2 separate regions of the Homo sapiens genome follow, and region 2 is linked to region 1. Evidence: chromatin contacts called from ENCODE Hi-C or POLR2A ChIA-PET data. All regions are on one chromosome and are shown on one strand. Each heading gives the region's core, a stretch centred on a gene start or an enhancer-like site at or near the end of the contact. The rest is flanking DNA. Distances are from core to core; before and after follow the strand shown.

What was found. Hi-C counts contacts between places; a loop is a spot of excess contacts on that map. ChIA-PET counts read pairs that join two places held with the same protein, here RNA polymerase II (POLR2A).
Region 2: a loop to region 1 is called in a map of IMR-90, with 2.9 times the contacts of the local background. The contact joins the promoter of INHBA-AS1 here to the enhancer-like site in region 1. A Hi-C loop is called at or near these places in 1 of 168 maps with a recorded cell type or tissue (IMR-90) and 1 of 37 single-sample maps with no recorded cell type. POLR2A ChIA-PET finds 5 or more read pairs at or near these places in 3 of 52 experiments (PC-3, Panc1 and activated T-cell).

Annotation. Positions count from the first base shown.
Region 1 is chr7:41,337,338-41,344,540 of GRCh38, reverse strand. The region is part of intron 2 of LOC105375246 (a long non-coding RNA gene); the gene reads right to left. Among named protein-coding and RNA genes, the nearest start is that of LINC01449, 240 kb to the right of the region's middle. Within about 2 kb of position 4,065, at least 2 of the 41 ENCODE cell types and tissues checked have a DNase peak (open chromatin) inside an H3K27ac peak, as active enhancers do; they include PC-3, where a contact is called at or near this core.
Region 2 is chr7:41,691,698-41,698,242 of GRCh38, reverse strand. It overlaps INHBA-AS1 (INHBA antisense RNA 1), which reads right to left and starts at 4,324. Exons shown (of 4, transcript NR_027118.2): 1 at 4,155-4,324. All of the region lies in intron 2 of INHBA (inhibin subunit beta A), which reads left to right.

The DNA of each region.
Region 1 (7,203 bases), core at 2,816-5,315:
AAAAAACAAAACAACAGCAGCAGAAAAACTCTCTGGGCTCTTGTGTCCTCTGTGAGTCGGCCCTCCGACATTCTTCCCTTAGGGATGAAAGTTCTTGCGGAAGTCGTGCCACCTCTCCACTCCCTCAAGTCTCATCCTCTCACTCCACGACCCGATCAGCCTGCATCAGCCTCCAGCCCTCACCACTTTTGGAAAGGCCATCTGAGACCATCTTCTTTCAGAATCTAGTGATACTGCACCAGTGCTTATCTTGCTGGGTGTCCTGGCTTCCTTTGATGTTACGGAACATTCTTTCTACTTGGAATCACTTTCCTGCCTTGACTGTCCTCTCTCTGGTCCTCAGTGACCATTCCCTCTCTGTGCCCTTCCTGGAACTCTCCTGTTTTGCCACACAGTTGTCTGTCTGCTATGCTTTTTAGATATATGCTCATTATGCTATCACCCATTTGGATTTAACCATCATCTGTTTGTTGACAACATCAATTCCATCTTTGCAGACCTGTCTCAATCCTTATTCACATCTTCACACTATTGGTCACTTTTCTGCCTCTGCTCATGCTATCCTCCCTTCTCCCATTTAACTCTGAATCATCCTTCAGATTGGGATCAGTCATCTTCACTTGCAGGAAGCTTTTCCTGAAACACCAGGTTGCTGGTGGCCCTTTTTGTTGCTTCTCAACTCTACTGGTTGGCTTGTCCCTCAGCAATCCTATGTCACTAGGGAATTATCTAGTCTGTGGCCCTGATTCTCACCACCCTGTGTGCCCTGAAGGACACATATACTGAGATTGGGACCTGGTAGCCACTCAATGTTTATTTGAAGAAATATCAGGTTATTTCCTTAATTGACAGGGATTAGTATCACATATAATTTTCAAGATCACAGAATATTAAAATATGAAAGGAATAAATGACTTAAAATTTGTCTTTTTGACTGTATTATCTGCCTATACTATACATATCCTTAAAGTTGTTACTTGCTACACTCTTCTATAAGAACTTTAATTTAATCTCTATAAAATGGTCTTATTGTCCAGTGTAATGCCTACCTGACATAGCTCAATGTCTACCCTGCCCTAACTCTGCTTATCTTTAAGAAACAGGATGCCTATGATTAAAAGTTCCCTTTGTAACCATACCAGCTGAGACTGGTTAGGACCAAGAGGGCTGAAACTTCAAAAATACCTCAGGTTTTCTTATAATCTCATTTCCATGCTAAATGACACTGCCATCAGCACCATGACAGTTGGCAATCACTGTGGCAATGGCTGGAAAAAGCCACAAAAGGACAAAAAGGAAGGTAGCACTCTGGTTCCAAGAAGTTCACCACCCATTTTCAGAAAAGACATGAATACTCCGTCTCTCACTTTTCTTTTCTTTTTCTTTTTCTTTTTTCTTTTCTTTTTTTTTTTTTTTTTGAGATGGAGTCTTCCTCTGTCACCCAGTCTGGAGTACAATGGTGCCATCTCAGCTCACTGCACCCTCTGCCTCCCGGGTTTAAGCAATTCTCCTCCCTCAGCCTCCCCAGTAGCTGGGACTACAGGCATGCAACATCACACCAGGCTAATTTTTGTATTTTTAGTAGAGACAGGGTTTCACCACATTGGCCAGGCTGGTCTCAAGCCCTCCTTTCACTTTGAGTGTCCAACCCCTTCATCAGAGAAACCCTATATCTTAAACCCCTTACCCTTCACTAGTTGAGAAGTTGATTTGTGAACCATGCTCCCTCTTCTCAATTTCATGGCCATGGAATAAAACCTGCACTGTTTGACACTCACTTTTGGTTTTGTATATTGGCTTCCAGTAATCAAACAGGGAAAGACCCCATTTTTGGAGGGACCAGCTTTGTCGGTAACAGTCTAATTTGGAGAGCTAGTTCCTGCCGTTGATTTCTTCCCTTTCCTCTTTCAAAATGTAATTCCCTCAGATAAACCTTCTAAGACCATCCTAACACAGTTCCTGCACATTCATCCCCTATCCTTACCCTAACCCTGCCCTTAGATGAACACATTCGGTATTATGTACTTACCCTGTAATATCAATTGCTATATAGTTCTCATAAATCAATTGCTGTATAGCTCATATCTGAACTTATGATCTTACATTTCTTATGTGATTAGTTTTGGTTTTTACTCTCCCCTAACTCAAGAAGGCAAGCACTTACCTATTTTGTTCTTCACTGTCTTCAATACCAGTCACTATGCCTGGCACATAGAAAGGGCTCAATCAATATTTATTGAGTGAATGAATGAGTGAAGGGAGGACAGATAAATTAGTGGGGGACTATAATTATTCAGAGGCAAAAATGAAGCCTAGTGAGAGAAGGTCATAAAAGTCTTGAGAGCTTGGAAACTGGCCTTACTGTAAAAAAGAAAAACAAAACACTTCCACACAGATGTACTCCTAGGCCAGTAAAGAGCTTAAGTAGGCTTTGTGTTGTTTACAAGAAATGTAGACTTGGTGGGGTGTGATGGTTCACACCTGTGATCCCAGTACTTTTGAAGGCTGGAGGCAGGAGAATCACTTGAGGCCAGGAGTTCAAGATCAGACTGGTGATCACATAGTGAGACCCTGTCTCTACAAAAAAATGAGCTAGCATGGTGGTGGCATTTGCCTATAGTTCTAGCTACTTGGAAGCCTAAAGTGGGAGGATCGCTTGAGCCAGGAGTTCAAGGCTGCAGTGAGCCATGATCGCACCATTGCCCTCCAGGTGGGTGACAGAGTAAGATCCTGTCTGAAAGATAGAAAGAGAGAAAGGAAAAAGAAGGAAGGAAGGAAAGAAAGAAAAGAGGGAGGGAGAGAAAAGAAAGAAAAAGAAAGGAAGGAAGGAAGGAAGGAAGGAAACAAGGAAGTCAAAATGAATCCCATCTTTTTTTTTTTTTTTTTTTTTTTTTTCAGTTTTCTAACTTTATCTTTCCTATTTGGAAAAAAGTGTCCCCATTGTACATGTTTGGCCCCAAATGGTGTCTAAAACAAGAAGAATCAAAGCCTTCCATATATCAGTGGTATGAAAACTCAAGAGAACTGTCAGTCATGGTGCATTTCCCAAGGATTTTGCCCACATAAGTCCTTTTCGTCCTTGTATCTATTGTGTGCCTTACATTTTGCCTGATATGGAAAAGCTGACTTGGCTGTAGTTGCAATATCAAACAGAAATCATACAACTGAAGAAACAGGTCAAAGTCACTTTGTGGAATGTTTCAATGCCAGGCTAAGATGTTTAGGTTTTATGTATTAGGAGGTAATTTTTAAAAACTATGTTAGAATTATACATAAATATGTATTTTAGGGAGAAAATGCTCTAATTTCAGATTGTAAATTGAATTGGTGTTTTCCAGAAATTAAAGATGAATAAACCAATTAGGAGATTGTAGCTTTAATCCTGGTTTTAGGTGATGGGAATTTTAATTACTCCATGTAACTCTATCATTCTCATTCCACAATGGATTATAAAATACAAAAAAAAAGTTAAATGGGGAAAAATAGAATCAGGGAATAGTGACAGAAAAATCACATGGGGGTTCAGAAGATGTAATTCTTACAAGATAGTTATAATTCAGTCATAAATTTGCTTTGGAGCTTCCTGGAGGCCAAAGTAAAACAAGAAACATAATCACATAATTTATATTGCACATATACTAATAATAGCTAATATTGATTGTTTCTAACCTTGTACCAGGTACTGGTTATATGTGTCCTTTTCATGTCACCACTTCCATATATATTTGAAGGCCTCATGTTCTTTATAAATAAGTCTATTAATTAAATCAGCTGATAAAAAGATATTTTACAATGAAGAAATGAAGATTTATGCCGAAAAGCATCCCCCTTTTTTTTCTTTAGAGAATAATCAACCTAAATTAAACTTTTAAATTTTTGGTTTAAGGCAGCCAGCCTGTTTCAACAAAGTTGCCAAATATTCTTAACCGAAAGGAAGCATTGCAAGATATGACAAACAGGAAAGCTAAACAAAAGTCAACAGTGTTGCAAATCATACATTTATGGGAGGAAACGCTCCAGTTCAGCAGCCAAGCCTGGAGCTTAAACCTGCAAGACAGACCATGCTAACATGAATGTGAGTGAACAGGGAAGGATGCTGTGTAATCCTACATCCTGAGGTGCCTGCAGAACTCAGGCCTCGGTGTGCAGGCAGCCAGTGAGGTTAGTGACCTGTAGTGGAAGGCCTTCAGAGAGCAAGTGAGAATACCAGCCCTTAGCTGTGTTGTCACATGTTATCAAAACTAGAAGACTGGACATGTCTTTGACATTAAACTCAAATAATGCACTATTCTGTTCCTCAGTTGACTCCCTGGAAATGAGTGATAAGGCGACAACATCCTCAACATCTTCGAAACAAATCAGTGGGGATTTTCCCTACCTCTTCCTTACAGCACTGTCTGTATGTACGTTAGTAACCTTTTTCCAGTGATAACACCTGGACTATTACCAGGGGTCACCAGTTCAAATGTTGGAGGAGCCAAACAAGAAACAAATGAAGTACATCATTGCAGTTTAGGAATATGGGCCCAGCAACAGGGGAACTATGTTTAAAAAATGAAATTCAAAATACACTTTTAGGCTGGACTCGGTGGCTCACACTTGTAATCCCAGCATTTTGGGAAGCCGAGGCAGGCGGATCCCCTGAGGTCAGGAGTTCAAGACCAGCCTGGCCAACATGGTGAAAAACCCGTCTCTACTAAAAATACAAAAATTAGCCAGCTATGGTGGCATGTACCTGTAGTCCTAGCTACTTGGGAGGTTGAGGCAGGAGAATCGTTTGAACCCAGGAGGCAGAGGGTGCAGTGAGCCGAGATGGCACCATTGCACTCCAGCCTGGGTGACAGAGTAAGACTCCGTCTTTTAAATGAAATCTCCCAAATTTTAAACATCAGCAACAAATTCAAATATTTTTAAAGCCTGCTTGAAGCAATTCTATATGAACTGAAAGCCTCAATTGAAAACTCTCTTAGGAGAAGGTTGAAGCCTTGTGAATTGAATTCCCTATTAATAGTGCGTTTAATAAAGTGGCAAAGTGAGCCGCTGATTGTGGTATTCTCTGGTAAAGATTTTAGGCTTCTGTCTCTAATTAAGGGCAGATACTTGATGACTCAAGCTGACAACAGAAGTGACATCCTTTTGTGAAGATCAAAGTGGTACTAGAACTTACCTGAACCAAGATCAAGCATCTTCCATGGAAGCTCAGAGAGATTATCTGTAGGCTGGGCCATGGCTTGCCTTTGGCCAACATTCATTTTGCCCCAGCAAATGAATAATTGAGCATATATATTAACAGGATTCCAGGCCTGGCATGTTGGCTCATGCCTGTAACCCCAGCACTTTGGGAGGGCAATGCGGGCAGATCACCTAAGGTCAGGAGTTCAAGACCAGCCTGGCCAACATGGTGAAACCCCACTCTACTAAAAATACAAAAGATTAGCCAGGCACAGTGGCATGTGCCTGTAATCCCAGCTACTTGGGAGGCTGAGGCAGGAGAATCGCTTGAACCTGGGAGGCGGAGACTGCAGTGGGCCAACATCATGCCACTGCACTCCAGCCTGGTCAACAGAACAAGACTGTCTCAAAAAAACAACAATAAAAAAGAATTCCATCAGGGTAGAAGAACCTGTGAAAAAGGAAGCGGGCCTTAAAGAATTGTGGGAGAATCTGGGCAAAGAAGGTCAGAAGGGGTAGTTGCAAGATCAGAGAGTTGCAAGTCCCTCCAAGCCCACTGAAAGCACTGGAGACAATTTGGATTTTGCAGGGAAATGTGGGAAGCCAAGCACATCTCTTCTCAAAGGGACTACCTGTGGAAAAGTCTAGGAAGCTACTATCTCTGTGTAACCACTGCCTCTGTGTGTCCATAGGCCAGCATCTTGGGATGGGTGATGACCTCTGTTGGTCAGCTCTGAAGTCAGAAAGTCCTGTCCAGCTGGTGCCATGGGCACCTCTGCATCTCCCTGTACCGTATCTGAGCACAGGAAGGTCTTCAGAGTCTAATGGGTCCTGCTTTATCTTTGCCTCCCAAATTTCACACCAGCTTCTCTTCTGGCCAGCTCTGGAATAACAGAGGTAAGGGGATTTTTGAGAAGCGTATTGTCCAGATTGGCTAGGTCAACCACAGAACAAACTAGCACACAGAGGACGCATACTTCACTTTTTACAAACCAGGTCATGATCAGTTTAGCTCGTGCAGTTCCAAAACCATTTTGATTTCTGTGTTATAGATGAAGTCATATGGGGAAGAAAAGAGGGAAGAGGTGGCTAAGAAGTAAGAGGGACTTGGACTTGGATTTGAATCTTGATTACTTCCTTGCTTTATGGCCTTGGAAAAGGCAGTCCATCTCTCTCATTTGTAGTTTCTCCATCCATAAAGTGGGGCTCCTAATACCATTATGATAGTGTTGTCTTAAGGATCAGACACAATGTTGGGAAAATACATAGTGTTGTCCACGGGGACAAATGCTACGTTTAGCTTATTCATTGTTGCAGTCTCTGTGACACCAGAGTAAGCAAGCAATATGTTTAAATCACTATAATTATTGCTTATAAAAGCAATAGAGGCTCTTAAACACACATGAAAGTTTAAAAGAATGGATGTACTGTGGGAATGAATAGCCAATGAGATTTTTTTCCTGATCTTTTTGGAGGGTGATGAAAATGAATTCTCTCAAAGGTTTGTTGTCTGCTAGGACACATTTAGAATGAGTTGGGTTTAATTTTCATAGTAAAAAAGACTGGGAGCCAGCATAATACAGATTCTGTAAGTAAGTATTCTTTCATTCTTTGTCCAAAAGAGTGTACAGTCATGTAATCTCCCTCAAGGTACATAATCATTTTCATTGTCATTCAGCATCCCATCTCTGAGCAGAGTCCAGCTCACATCCAATAAATGGAAGACCAGCACGCTGACCACACACACTGCATCTTTCTCCTTGAACACATGCACACACTGGCCTTTGGTAAGAGGCAGGGCAAGAATAGGGAAAAACAGAGATGCATTCCACAAAGACATTAGCTAAACAAAAGTCAAGTCCACCAGGCGAAGCCATCAGGAAATTGGTTAACATATTTTTCCCCCATTCAACAAAAGATAGCAGGCACTTGTCTCAATATCTCCTTTCATCCCTGAAAGCTTTAAAATTGATTCATGGTTTCATAACTACAACAAAGTAACCTTGGATAGATTAAAATCAAGGCTTTTTT
Region 2 (6,545 bases), core at 3,075-5,574, 350 kb before region 1:
CTGGACTTGTATAGCAAATCACTCTCTTAGCATTTAGAGATTTGGCAGTGAAAAAATTTGACCATTTACATTCTTTCTTATGTGTGGTCTTCCTTTCTGTGACAGTCTTCTCTCAGTTGTATGAGATCTTGTCATTTTTTTACTTCTCAGTTAGGTGTTTAGTTTGAAAAAAAATGAGCGACTTTTGAAAAAGCGATTCGTTGGACGTTCACATTGAGTCAAGTTTAAGATTTGTAATGGGAAACTCCTGGTTGACTTTACAACTTGACTTTGGATTCTTAGAAAACACTTATTACAATTGCTTATTTTTCTCTGAGGGATTTCACACATCAACTTCAAGTTGATTTAATGTAATTTCATGTATTTAATGATTGCTGTATGGACTGTCTACTCTTCAAGCAGAAAACCACGTGAGCATTTTGCTGCTGATTTTGCTAGTCCAGAAAAGACATTTATCATCCAAATGATTGTAGCAAATATATGAACATGAATAGAAAAGACCTATGTCTTGTTGCTTTTGGAATAATTCAACTTTAATAACATTCCAACTATGTGGAATGTCAAGAGTTTTTGGAGAATAGAAAAAGGAATGCATTTTTCTTTCCCTTATAACCATTTTGTGCAGCATAGAATCCAGACATTGTCACCCATGAGCATGCCACAGATGCAGACCCATAGCAGCCCCTTTCAACCTCAAGATTCTTCAATTTGAGGCTACGTTTAATTTTTGCCTTTTCTCTCCTTGATTGTTGGATAAAGCCAAGGCCTGGCTACAGAAGTAGAGAGCCTCCAAAAGCTGAAGTGCTGAGGACTCTTTTAACTGAGTTTGTCCCATCCTGTTTAGGTAGAAAGTGCTCAATTTTTGTAAAGTTGATGCGAGTTGTTATTGACTAAACAGCAGGGAATCACTCTAAGGCTCTCTGAAATGTATCCCAACAAACAAAAATTATTTTATTTTTATATATGTCACATCACCCAAGATTTCTCACCAAGGTTAGTGTGTTCTTTGCATGGCTGGCACAAAACCCTCAATGTTTTACCTTAAGGCCTACAGAGTTCTTCACAAGGAAAGATAGAAGGGATGGGTAAAGCCAAGCTATCACTATAAATGTCATGAAGCTAAATTCAGTGGCCTTTTCAGCTGATGCAGCTTATTTTTATTTTATTTTGACTCATGACAGTAGGTGGTCAATCAATGCATAATAATAATGTACCTCTAAGTCTCCATATGCTGTCAAACCTGGATGTGGGTTCTGGTAATTAGCTTAGCAATTGATAGCACTTGTTGTAGAAAGAATAGGGAAAGAAAGACAAATGACACACCAAGAAATGGATGTGCTCACGTAGCCTAGGTGTTGTTAAGCGCAACACATAAGTCTACCCCTTGGAGGATACTATGTATGGAAGATTTGAGTTAGAAGTTTGCACTGCCCAGACAGGGATCCAAGAAGCTTTGCTTGGATGACCATTTTCCCCACCCCAAGAAAGCCATCTCAAAATGAAGCTGACTCCCACCATTCCAATCCCACCTTCCGAACTTTTCTGTGAATCACCCCTCCTTTAGGGATGCCTTTAGGGGTTACACGCTCTCTTCCGTGAATAATGGGGAAGAGCGGCCACAAGAGGGCGCGTTCCAAAGACTTTTGCTCCTTGTCAGTGTATCCAGGGAAAGGCAGTTGCGCGTACTGGAAGCCCCTGTCTGTAGCGCCCTAATCTTGGTGATTATCAGTTACCGCCTGCTCCCTCTCATCCTGCAGAAAAAGTTAGGAATTTATGAGATGGGAGAAGCATGACTACCTGTAATACATTAAATGAGACAGAAGGAAAGGAAATGGAAATTCTAGTGATACATGTGAACATTCCGGAGCTCTATGGAAGGCAGACGAGTGATAAATTTCAAAAGCAAACAAAGCGGAGCAGGGAGAAATGTGACTATGAATCATCAGCGATACTGATTTGCTCACAAGTCTCTCCCTAATACGGTCTCCCGGGTCGTAACAAAAACATCTTCCATCTCCCCTGATTTTGTTGCCTAGTTTTCCTGCCTTATCAACAGTTTCCACCAGCGACAAATGACAAGTGACTTCAAACAGGGAGGAAAAAGGTTCTTTCTGTAATGCCTTGTGGGAACATGGTGTTCGGCTTCTGAGGATGCGTTTGTTTCCGAACTGAGGGTGTGGAGAGAAATGGTGGGAAAGATGGGAAAAGAGATTAATAGTGGTCTGCGGCCTGTGCAGTGGATGGACTGGGCTGGGGGTGGTGGAGATGCCAGGGTGGAAAGTCCGTTGTAATATTTAAAGAACTGCAGTAATACCTTCCCAGGCACTTTTCTTGAAAACACATATTTGTCTTGGCCCCTCTTCTGCTAAAAAATACTTGCACGTGATCTCCTAGCTGTAGTTCTGAATTCTTCGTACTCGACTGGTTCCTAAGTCCAAAATGAGAAGTGCCAAAGTTCTCAGGAACTTTGGAAGAAGTCTCTGAAATTTTGTGGGTTAAACCTTAAGAATTTTTGCTACTTGTAGGAACCTAAAACCCCTTTCTCCCAAAATATTTAACCTTTTTCATCACCACTTTAATGGAAGAGGCATGGATGATGGACGTTTGTGCCAGGGCATTTATAAATCAATAATGGACCCTAAGGAGGGAAATTAAAGCTAAAAAATTAATCAAGATAATTTATGGCCAAACCTATAGTTCTACTGCAGGAAAGATCCTCTACTGTAGGTCAAAGGAGGAATAACCTTAAGACCTCACTTGCTGCTTTCTGCAGAAACCCCTGGAAGCAGTCCAAATGCAAAGTTAGGGCTTCAGAGAATGCACCCTGTAAATGGTAGTTGTGTATACCCTTACCATTGACTATACCATATCTAGGCACAGTGAAATCTTGATGAAGAATGGAAAATTAAAGGAACAGACGCTTTTTACAGGGAGGCTTCCCCCAGCCCCCATCCCATGGTAAGTTTAAATGTGTTCTATAAACAACGAGGCTTTCCACATTCACATTAGAGACATAACTATTGCCCATATGTAAAAGAGCAACATATTTTAAGCAGGACCCTGGTGAGGAAAACAAAACCAAATCGAAACACTGCATGTGTGTGTTGCTTATTTAACTGAAAATGTTCATAGACCCACAAATCTGAGATGCTGGACTTTTGGATGAGTCCAGCATTTTGCATCTTAGTGTAGGGGGAGGGAACAACAAGGGGCTTAGTTGCTTAACCCTTGCCATGCCTTCATGATTGACTTATTCAAAACATTTTTAAAATTCTGAAAGCAAAGGAAAATGTGCTGCAAACACCCTTCCAGCTATCTTTCCTTCCAGCTTACACAGTCTCTCCTCTGTCCAATCCTTCCCACCCAGCAGCATTTCAGAGGTATTCCCTGTGAGGTACAAAATTTCTCTTTGCCCATTTTTCTGCACCTCTTTTTCTCTCTCTTTGGTATGTGTCCACCAAGCTCATAGAGGTTTAAGTGATGAAATATTATCACCCACATGGGTTTGCGTGGGACTTTCTTAGTGAATTACTCAGGCAGAGCAGGCTGTGATACAGCCTTGCTCACAAGCCTCGGGAGGGAAAAAATAGCACAGAGGATGAAAAGAATATTATTAGAGAGCAGGTAATGAAAGGTTCGCAAAGCAACCAGCTATATCTGGTTAGCTAGGTAATAGTGCAGGAACCTAGGTCGCACCTGTACAAACTAATGCAGAACCTGCTCACGGCGCACTATGGGAAGACATTCATTTCAAGAGTTTACAGCATGAGATATTTGAGTAAAACCTGAAACTGATTAGAAATTGATCCTGAACATCCCAGCCTTAGTCAACCTTCCCTTTTTCAAATTGTTATGCATGGAGATTGGAGGATTGGGGCATCTTGAAAGTGTCACTGCAGTATAGCAATCTCTCTCAGGTAATATAGAGATAAAGGGAATATAATAAATTGACCTGTTATTTATTATCTTTTTCATACCTAGGACATTCCGAGGCTTAATATATTTCTGAAGCCTACAGCCCTGATAAACATCAATCCCACGTCAGTTTCCAGCAGTCTCATCTCCCCACACCCTTCTGCAATGAAAGCTAATGTAAAAGAAAGAAATATGCACTGCTTAATAAGTCAGAATACAATAGAACTTGTAAAATGTACCTGCATATAAGGTAGACATTAGGAAGACTTGAATCTCTCTCTTCCCCCTGTTCTCCTGAGCATTATGGCAACAGCATTTTCATGAAATTAGATCTGTTTTATATTTTTTCCTGATAAAATATCATGCAATATACAAATAGCAGTTCCAGAAATGGACACCAGGAGAAGGAGGCGACAGGCATGTCAATTAGTAGGGGGAAAATCCAAATGTCAGAAATATGGGGGAGAGAGAAAGCACGCAGGCAGTGGATGCAAATACAGGGAACAGAGTCTTTCAATTCAGATAATTAAACGGATGCATAAATCAGCACCCTTGCCTCTCTACAATACGCAGGCGATGCCATGCAGTTAATTATCAGCCAAGACCAGCATGAAAGTCATTTTATGATGACTCTCTGATCCTAATATAACAGCACCTGACAGATTGAGCCCCCTCTAATGAGTACTCTCTTTGTACAATCCTCTCTCAGGAACACTAAATCATTTGCTTCCAAGTACAGCTGCCTGTGAAGAAGGGGTGGGGCTAGATCATGCATCAGAAACCTGCTCTTGTGAAATCAGGGGCTGTCCTGTAGGCTGTGTGACTGGAAGCCAGCAGCCTCAGCCTCTCTGGCCCTAAAAAAGCAATTTGCACACGGCTGTCCCTAATTCTAGTCAGCCAAGTAACCCTCCCTCGGCACCCCCACCTAAACATCTGTAGTCAGCCTTGGGTGTTATTCATGGAAAGTCCACTGCATGCGGGTCAGCACTGCTGTCCATCGGCTTCACCCTGACCCCTTCTGGCAGGTGTGGATGAGAGTAGAGCAGAGCTCATGGGGATGAGTTACCCCAAACCTATTAAGCCTCCCTATCCGGGGCACTAGTCAGACACTCCAGTTTTACACTCTTTCCTAGAAAAACAAAACCCAACCTTGTGCCCTCTGGGTTCTCTAATTTAGCAGCTACTATCTGTCTGTTTTTGGAGTGACACCCTGTGCAGTTTAGGATTTCAGAAGCTGTCCTGCATAGAGGCAGAAGGGAAAACAGCAGGTATCTTGTTAACATTCTCTATGGGGCAAGGCAGATGTGCCCAAGCTGGAGGAAACCTGCACACCCTCCAGGCTAGTTATCCAAGGCTTGGGAGGTTTCCCTCGGCCTTCTCCTAAGGCCTTGGCAGGACCCTGCCACCCTAAAATCAACTGCTGATTGCCTTTTTAGATTTAAATGATTAAGCTCTGCTTATGGGAATCTTCTTCTCTTTTATTTTGTTAAGAAACAAACAACAACAACAAAACCCACACCAATTCTTAGCAAAGGGGAATATCGAATTCAGATTTTGAAAAAATAAGTCATCATGCTTCCTAAAATAAGACAGCTTCTCCCTCTAACTGCTCTCTCTGCTCTGGTATTCTATCTAATCATAAACCCAGCTTTATTATTCATTTCAACTCCTGCCAAAGACATGAGGTCGGAGTCAGAGGAACTCCCCTTACCACCGCCACCATCATCATGGCCAGCATCCTCGTAAGTTTATAGAAAGATGCCAGAGAACCTTTCCTATCCATCTGCAGCCCTGCTTGGCCCTTGCCTCAGTGAATTTACCACTATCATAATCACAGTGTGCAGAGTGTGTTAAATTAAGAACAGAATCCACAGTACGCAATGCACAGAAAAGCCTGCCTTCTGCTGCAGAGAACTTGAAACTGTGCCTAAAATTTATAGTACCGTAAACATCTCAGGGCCTCGAGTGATAAGTATGGCTGGATTTCCGTTAACTATAGAAATCCAGGCAGGGAGATCCTCCCAGGGAGTTGCAAGTTCTAAGATGAACTTCTTGAAGATTGTTCCCAGATTTGTGCATGGGATACATGTACAGCAGACAGTTGTAAGGAGGTCCACGGTCATGGAAAAGAGGATATGTTTCTATATGCCACCAAGTGGGAAAAATGGAAGTGAGGGAAAATATTTGATTAATCAAAAAATTTTAGTTTGGATACCTGCTTTCATAGTAATTGTTGCTGTGTCATTAAACATACAGTTGCTTAGGAAAAGAGAAGGAAATAGGTGACTTTCTAATTTTAGAGTTAGGCTGGAACTGAGTGGTTGCTAAATTCAACTGCCCTGACAATGTGGGGATTTCCTGTCCATTAGCAGCGATTGCTATTTGACATATGTTTCTGGTGCCCATTAATCTGCCCTGTAATGGGTCAGAGGCAAAAATGGGGGATTCAGAGGTACTAGGTGGCTCTCTTAATTTAATAGAACTCAATGCTAAGGACGCCTCTATTTGTTAATAAGTAATCAAGTCATTGGCTACTTTCTGCTAAACACTAGACTATGATAGTGACCTTAGACCCCGGGCATTCTAAACCAGGCTGGCAGGAGGGTGGTGGTGGAGGTGATGTGAGGTAA